Regions from separate parts of the Mus musculus genome. Here region 2 is linked to region 1. The links are chromatin loops, found by intact Hi-C in ENCODE. Cell type or tissue: heart. All regions are shown on one strand. Links, peaks and the distances in the headings refer to the core of each region. The heading gives the core; the rest is flanking DNA. Region 1 holds the start of Fgf16 (fibroblast growth factor 16). Region 2 has its middle 80 kb from the start of Fgf16.

Evidence for each region. Peaks named below come from ENCODE experiments on the same cell type or tissue, not always from the same donor. Only the 100,000 strongest peaks of a DNase experiment are listed, where the experiment ranks them.
Region 2: a loop joins it to region 1, with 2.6 times the contacts of the local background. A loop is called at or near these places in 2 of 42 quality-filtered maps.

Annotation. Positions count from the first base shown.
Region 1 is chrX:105,761,782-105,764,689 of GRCm38, forward strand. Fgf16 (fibroblast growth factor 16) reads left to right here and starts at 2,696. Exons shown (of 3, transcript NM_030614.2): 1 at 2,696-2,908. The coding sequence starts at 2,760. In heart, for the core only: a CTCF peak has its summit at 1,212 (motif pointing right); DNase peaks (open chromatin) are centred at 1,320 and 2,050; H3K4me3 peaks cover 1,488 bases; H3K27me3 peaks cover 2,419 bases.
Region 2 is chrX:105,682,923-105,685,830 of GRCm38, forward strand. No RefSeq gene overlaps it. Among named protein-coding and RNA genes, the nearest start is that of Fgf16, 80 kb to the right of the region's middle. In heart, for the core only: no CTCF peak of the experiment used is centred there; a DNase peak (open chromatin) is centred at 1,719.

The DNA of each region.
Region 1 (2,908 bases), core at 141-2,640:
CAATTTATCAATTAGACCAAGAATTGTTCCTTTTTTTTTTTTTTTTTTGGCTACCATTTTCTCCTTCTGATCCTGCAAAAAAGATCCTTCCCATCTTTGCCTCAGGGTACATTCATTATAAAAGTCACCTTAGTCACCTTAGGCCAGAATGGATTCAGGACCCCTACCTAGTGTCACAATTTGTTTTGTTGTTGGGACAGGGCCTCATGTAGTCCAGTCTAATCTTGAACTCCTGATCCTCCTGCCTCCACCTTCAAAGTGTTGAGACTATAAGTACAAGGAACTGCGTTCAGTTCGGACAATTTCTTATTTGCTTGTTCAATCTCTCACTTGCTGTGCAACTCAGGTTGGGATCACACTCCCAATCCTCCAAGTGCTAGAATTACAGCTGAGTGCCAGCACAACAGGCTTGCTCTTGAGATATTTTTAAAGTAAGTCCAAGACAGTATGTAGGTCCATTAATGCATATTCTAATAAGGACTCCACCCTTTTAAAGATATTTTTAATTTTTAAAAATTATGTAGGGTGTGTGTGTGTGTTCCTGTGGACACCAGAAGATGGCATCAGACCCCCTGGTTCAGGAATTGCAAGCACATGTGAGCTAATGTGGGTGGTAGGAACAGAACTTGGGTCCTCTAAAAGAGAACTACTTGATTTTCAACGCTGAGCTCTCCATTCTCTAGATTCCACCTTTTTTCTTTTATTTATTTTTATTTATGCTCATTGGTGTTCCGCCTGCTCGTATGTGGATGTGAGGGTGTCAGATCCCCTGGAACTGGAGTTACAGACAGTTGTGAGCTGCCATGTGGTGCTGGGAATTGAGCCTGGGTCCATTTGGAAGAGCAGCCAGTGCTCTTAAACACCGAGCCATCTCTCCAGCCTCTAGATTCCACCTTTTGCTTGTGTGTGGGGGTCCATTAAAACTGTATGATAACTTGCATGTGTGTTCACTGTTGCTGAAAGCATCTTTCCTTTGAGTGTCTATATGTGCCAGGCATTGCGCTTGGCCCAGGAGAGTCCCTCTGAGCTAAAGAAGCACAGCAGAAACAAGCCACAGTGCTGTTCCAAACTAAGAATTGCTATGGGTCCAGGATGTGAGCACAGGGTGCACGTGGAGCCTTAGAGTAGGGCCTCAAATTGCACTGAGTTGTGGGGAGGCTTGTTTACTCATTTTATGGTAACCCTGAATTTGAACTTGTGGCTCGGTGGGGTCTCCAGCAGGAGGCGCAGTAAAGGCGCCGAAGGGTAGGATTGGGGGTTCAGTCACTACCAGAACCTGGGAAGGCGGCCAGCGCCTGCTGCGTGTGAAAACTGCAAGCAACAACGCCATTTAATAAGGAAGAAGGAGGCGAGCGCCAGAGGCCCAGAGGGACCGTGGGGTTCAGGTGCGGGGCAGAGATGCAGGGGCTTGCGGCAGGCAGGCACCTGCTCGCCAGGTCCTCTCCACCCAGCCTCTCTTTCTGGCAGCCGCCAGTTCCCACCCCTGACGGCCGCTCTTCCTGATAGAGTTTCTTGGAACAGGGCACAGGACAGAGCGAGGAAACACCTGTTTCCAACAAGAAAAGAGGTGTATAGGGGGAGAGCCCCCACCAGGCTTCCAATGGCCTCTCACAGAGCTTGCTCTCCTGAGCCTTGTAAAAGCGCGCCCAGAAATCCATGGAGATCATTTTTCAAAAAGATCGCTTTCTATGTCTTAGCCTCCACCCCTCTATGTCTAAGCCACAACGTCCTTTTTAAAAAGTCTTCTTTCCCTCTGGGATTTCCCGCTCCTCCCAGACCCTTTAAGCGCCCCCACCCTTTGGTGCCTGCAGGGACCTCCACCACCTCTCAAGACCTTACAGCTGCAACTGCGTTTGGCTTCCAGAACGTTTTCGCTTCCTCAGACCCCTGTGGACCTACAGGTGGGGAGTGGGACTAAAGGGCAGCAGAACAAAGGAGCTGGAGCGCCCCTGTCCCGGGCCAGATACCCCTTCCGCAGCCTCTTTTGGGCCAGAGAAGAGGAGCTCAACAGCGCGAGGACTCCCTCCCCCCAGCCCCGGTCTCCGGCACTTCCCAGAGGGGAGCAGCGGGAGGATGCGTGGGAGGCGGGGGTGGCCCTTGCAGCAGACCGACAGACAGACCCCGGAGGAACTAGCCTGCGTGGCCGTGGTCGCCAATGGCCTCCACGTACTGGGCTCCGTTATTTCATCAGCAGTTTAAGAAAACCTGCCAAAAGCAGTTATGCCTCACTGCAATGTGTAGCTTTTTCCTGCCATTTTTTTCATAATAAAAGAGGGAGTGAAGCTCGCTCGCTCGCTCCCCGCCTCCACCCCCCTCTCCCAAAAAGAGCCAAATGGATACGAGAAGGGGGGAAAAAAGGAAAGAACCCACACACCAATCTCTGAGGGGATGCCAGTGAGGTGTGGCTTGTATTTAAATATCCAATATGTCAATGGAAGGGGAGTGGGTACGTATATAAAGTGCCATTTGCATCTGATAGCTCCAGGAAGCCAGCTATGAGAGGCCAGGAGAGATGGATGCGGAGGGGAAGCCGAACTTTAACTGAGAGCAAGGTCAGGAGCGCGCTGCCCCACGCTCCCCGCCGCTGAGAAGTTCTTTGGACGCGAACAGACGTGTGCTGCAGCTGGGCAGAGCGCGGAGCCGAGCAGCGAGCGAGCGAGCAAGCGAGCGCCGCCGACCCGCCCGCCCGCGCCCGCCGCCAAGACAGGCAGTTCGCGCCCCGGGGCCCCGGCTCGGCCCGCGCCGCCGCCGGCCCCGCCATGGCGGAGGTCGGGGGCGTCTTTGCCTCCTTGGACTGGGACCTGCACGGCTTCTCCTCCTCTCTGGGGAACGTGCCCTTAGCTGACTCCCCGGGTTTCCTGAACGAGCGCCTGGGCCAGATCGAGGGGAAGCTGCAGCGCGGCTCGCC
Region 2 (2,908 bases), core at 263-2,762, 79 kb before region 1:
TGAGGGTCTTTTACAGCATTACTTTATAGAAGGGGTGGTAGCTTGAATAGGTGTGACCCCCATAGATGCATGTGATTGAAGGCTTGACCATAGGAAGTGACACTATTAGGAGGCATGGCCTTATTGGAGGAAGTGTGTCACTGTGTAGGTGAGCTTTGAGGCCTTGTACTCAGGCTCTACTCAGTTTGGAAGACAGTCTCCTCCCGGCTGCCTGCACACTGCCATGCTTCCTGCCATGATGATAATGGACTGAACTTCTGAACCTGTAAACCGGCCCCAATTCAATGTTTTCTTTTCTAAAAGTTGTCCCAGTCATGCTGTCTCTTCGCAGCAATAAAACCCTAAGACAGAAGGGTAGAGAAAGTCTGTATGAGAGAAAGCAAGAGGAGTCAAACCCACTGTACAAGTCTACTCATGACAGTGGAGTCCTTATGACCCATCCATCTCCCAAAGGAACACATCCCAATACCCTGACAATAGCAATTAGCCCCCAACAAAAGATAAAAGTAACTAAAGCACAAGCCATAGCCTTCTTATGGAAGTAAGCTATGGACTGGCCCCAGGCCCAAGGGAAGTTGTATCTCTTAAAGCTCTCAGTCCCCAATTCTAAGGTTCCTAGTATGTAGATACTGCTTACCTAACACCACCTCTAGACTACAAATAGGCCTTAATTGGACAGTTCTTCCTAGACACAATGGAAGGAGTAGAGTAACCAGTTTTCTAACTAGATTCTGAGCAGCATTTCGAGCCTCCCACTCCACCTTTGAGTGTGTCTGCTGTTTAACCAGGGGTCTTGACAACCACGAGTCTAATTTTTTTTTTTTTGCTGGTTTATAGAGCATAGGGGAGCCTCTCCAAGTTCCAAAGTCCTTACAAGTGGAGGCAGTCAGACTTGAAACCAATAACTGACTGGTTCTGTTGTTCACTTTATGATCTGAGGCCTGGCTCCAGCTCTGGATCTGGCTCTTGGCTGGCCTCTGTGAACACAGAGAAGGAAACTCGTTTTTCATCCTCTGTTTCCAAAGTCCAACCTAACTGTCTGCACGCAAATTCCATGACGGCGTTAGGCACTTTGGGCAGCAGCAGGTGGAAAGGTTTTCATTCCTGACTGGAATTCCTGGGCTGCGAAACAACGTCCCTCCTTCCCTTCTCACGGCAGTTCATAGGCCTCTGCTCTCTGACTGCCCCACCGTTTCCTAAGCAAAGCAAACAGAATCCTAACTCAGCCACCCAGCAACATCTCCCTGAAGTGCTGGCTGCTTACCTGACCTAGAAACCAGGACCTCCTAGAAAGTGATTCTTGGCTTAGCTATGCCAGGCAATGGCAAGATCTCTGAGCCAGAAATGAGCTATCCAAGACTCTATGCTCACCTTTTCCTTACTTGAAGCCCAAGTTTGCTCATCTAGAAAACAAGAATAATGATGACTTCCCTGCCAGCCTCCATAGAGTTTTTCACAAGAAATGAAAAAAAAAAACCTATCTAAAAACAAATGAATGGGTGGTGGTAGAGCACTTGCATAGTACACATGAGGCCCTGGGTTACACACACACACACACACACACACACACACACACACACACACACATGCATGCATTGTCTTTCCAGGCCCCATCCGACACTCTGCTCCCTGAGTCTGAAGGTTATCTCGATTGAGGCTAATGGGCGAGGCATGTAAAGAATGTGTGCAGGGGGGTGGTTCTCCAGCAGACAGGAGCGAGGTCTGGGCATGAGTCCATATGTGTATGAGCAAGCACAGGAGTAGGAAGGATAGAGGTGCCAAGAGTACAGGACTAGAGTGCCCAGTGTGTGTGAAGTCCATCCAGGTACAAAGCACAGCAGTACTCAGTCTCAGCCAGGCTTCCTTTGTACCTGCTACTAACTCATTCCTGCAGCAAGAGCAGCCTTCCCTATGGCATCTATAACGATGAGAGCCACTCTTTACATTCTGATCTTACTTAGTTCCAGTGTGTGAAGACAGATGAGGAACGCAGGCTCTGCCTTTCAATAGCGTATGCCTGCATTGGTGAAAGGAGACACCCATAGACTTGTGAGTCAAGACAAGTTTCAGTTGAACTGTCTAAAGGACACCTAGGTAGAAGTGGATGCTTCACTATACCACATTGCTATCCCCTTTCCCAAGATTCTGTCTTCACAGCCCCACATCAATGGAGTCAGTTGAGCCTAAACTAAATCAAGGTAGGCATCTATCGGCAGATGTGGAGAACAGTGGAAAAGCACTGTGTCTTCCCACAATCTCATCATGGAGGATAGGAGGTAAACACAAAGCCCCGCTCCTAGATAAGAAGCTATTGGCTTTTGATTGATGCTGGGTAAGGGAAAGTCAGTTTTCTTCCATGGAGTGATTCTTAGTATATTGATCACATTATTTTTAAAGTCACTGTGTCTTTCTAGGCCCTTTGAGAACAAGGATTCCTATAACACACAGAAGACTGTAAAGCTCACCCCCATTGGCTCTGTGCTGCTGGCTTAGTACTCTGAAACACTGAGAGTCTTTTCAACACCATTAGAGGCACAAGAACTCAACCTTTCCTGATCTCTTACACTTTGATCATGAGCCTCCCATTCAGGGAGTATAGATAGAACAGCAGGATCCCAGGCTCATGCCACAGCAGAACCTTCTAGAGCCCAGCTACATCTAAATCTGTCAGAGACATTAAAAGATTCTGCTTTCTTGCCACCTTGCAGTTAAGACACTACAATTTGTCTGGAAAGTAGTAAGGTTTACTTCTGGGACCAAAGCTCTTGTTATCAGTGTGAGCCTCCAACAATCTGTGTTATCAGTCTGGCCTCAAATCCCTTGAATCAAAACCTTCAGAGCAGTGAGGACCAGGTATCCCTGTGATGGTGGCTGTAAAAAGGTTCACTATAAAGGCTGAATAAGAGAA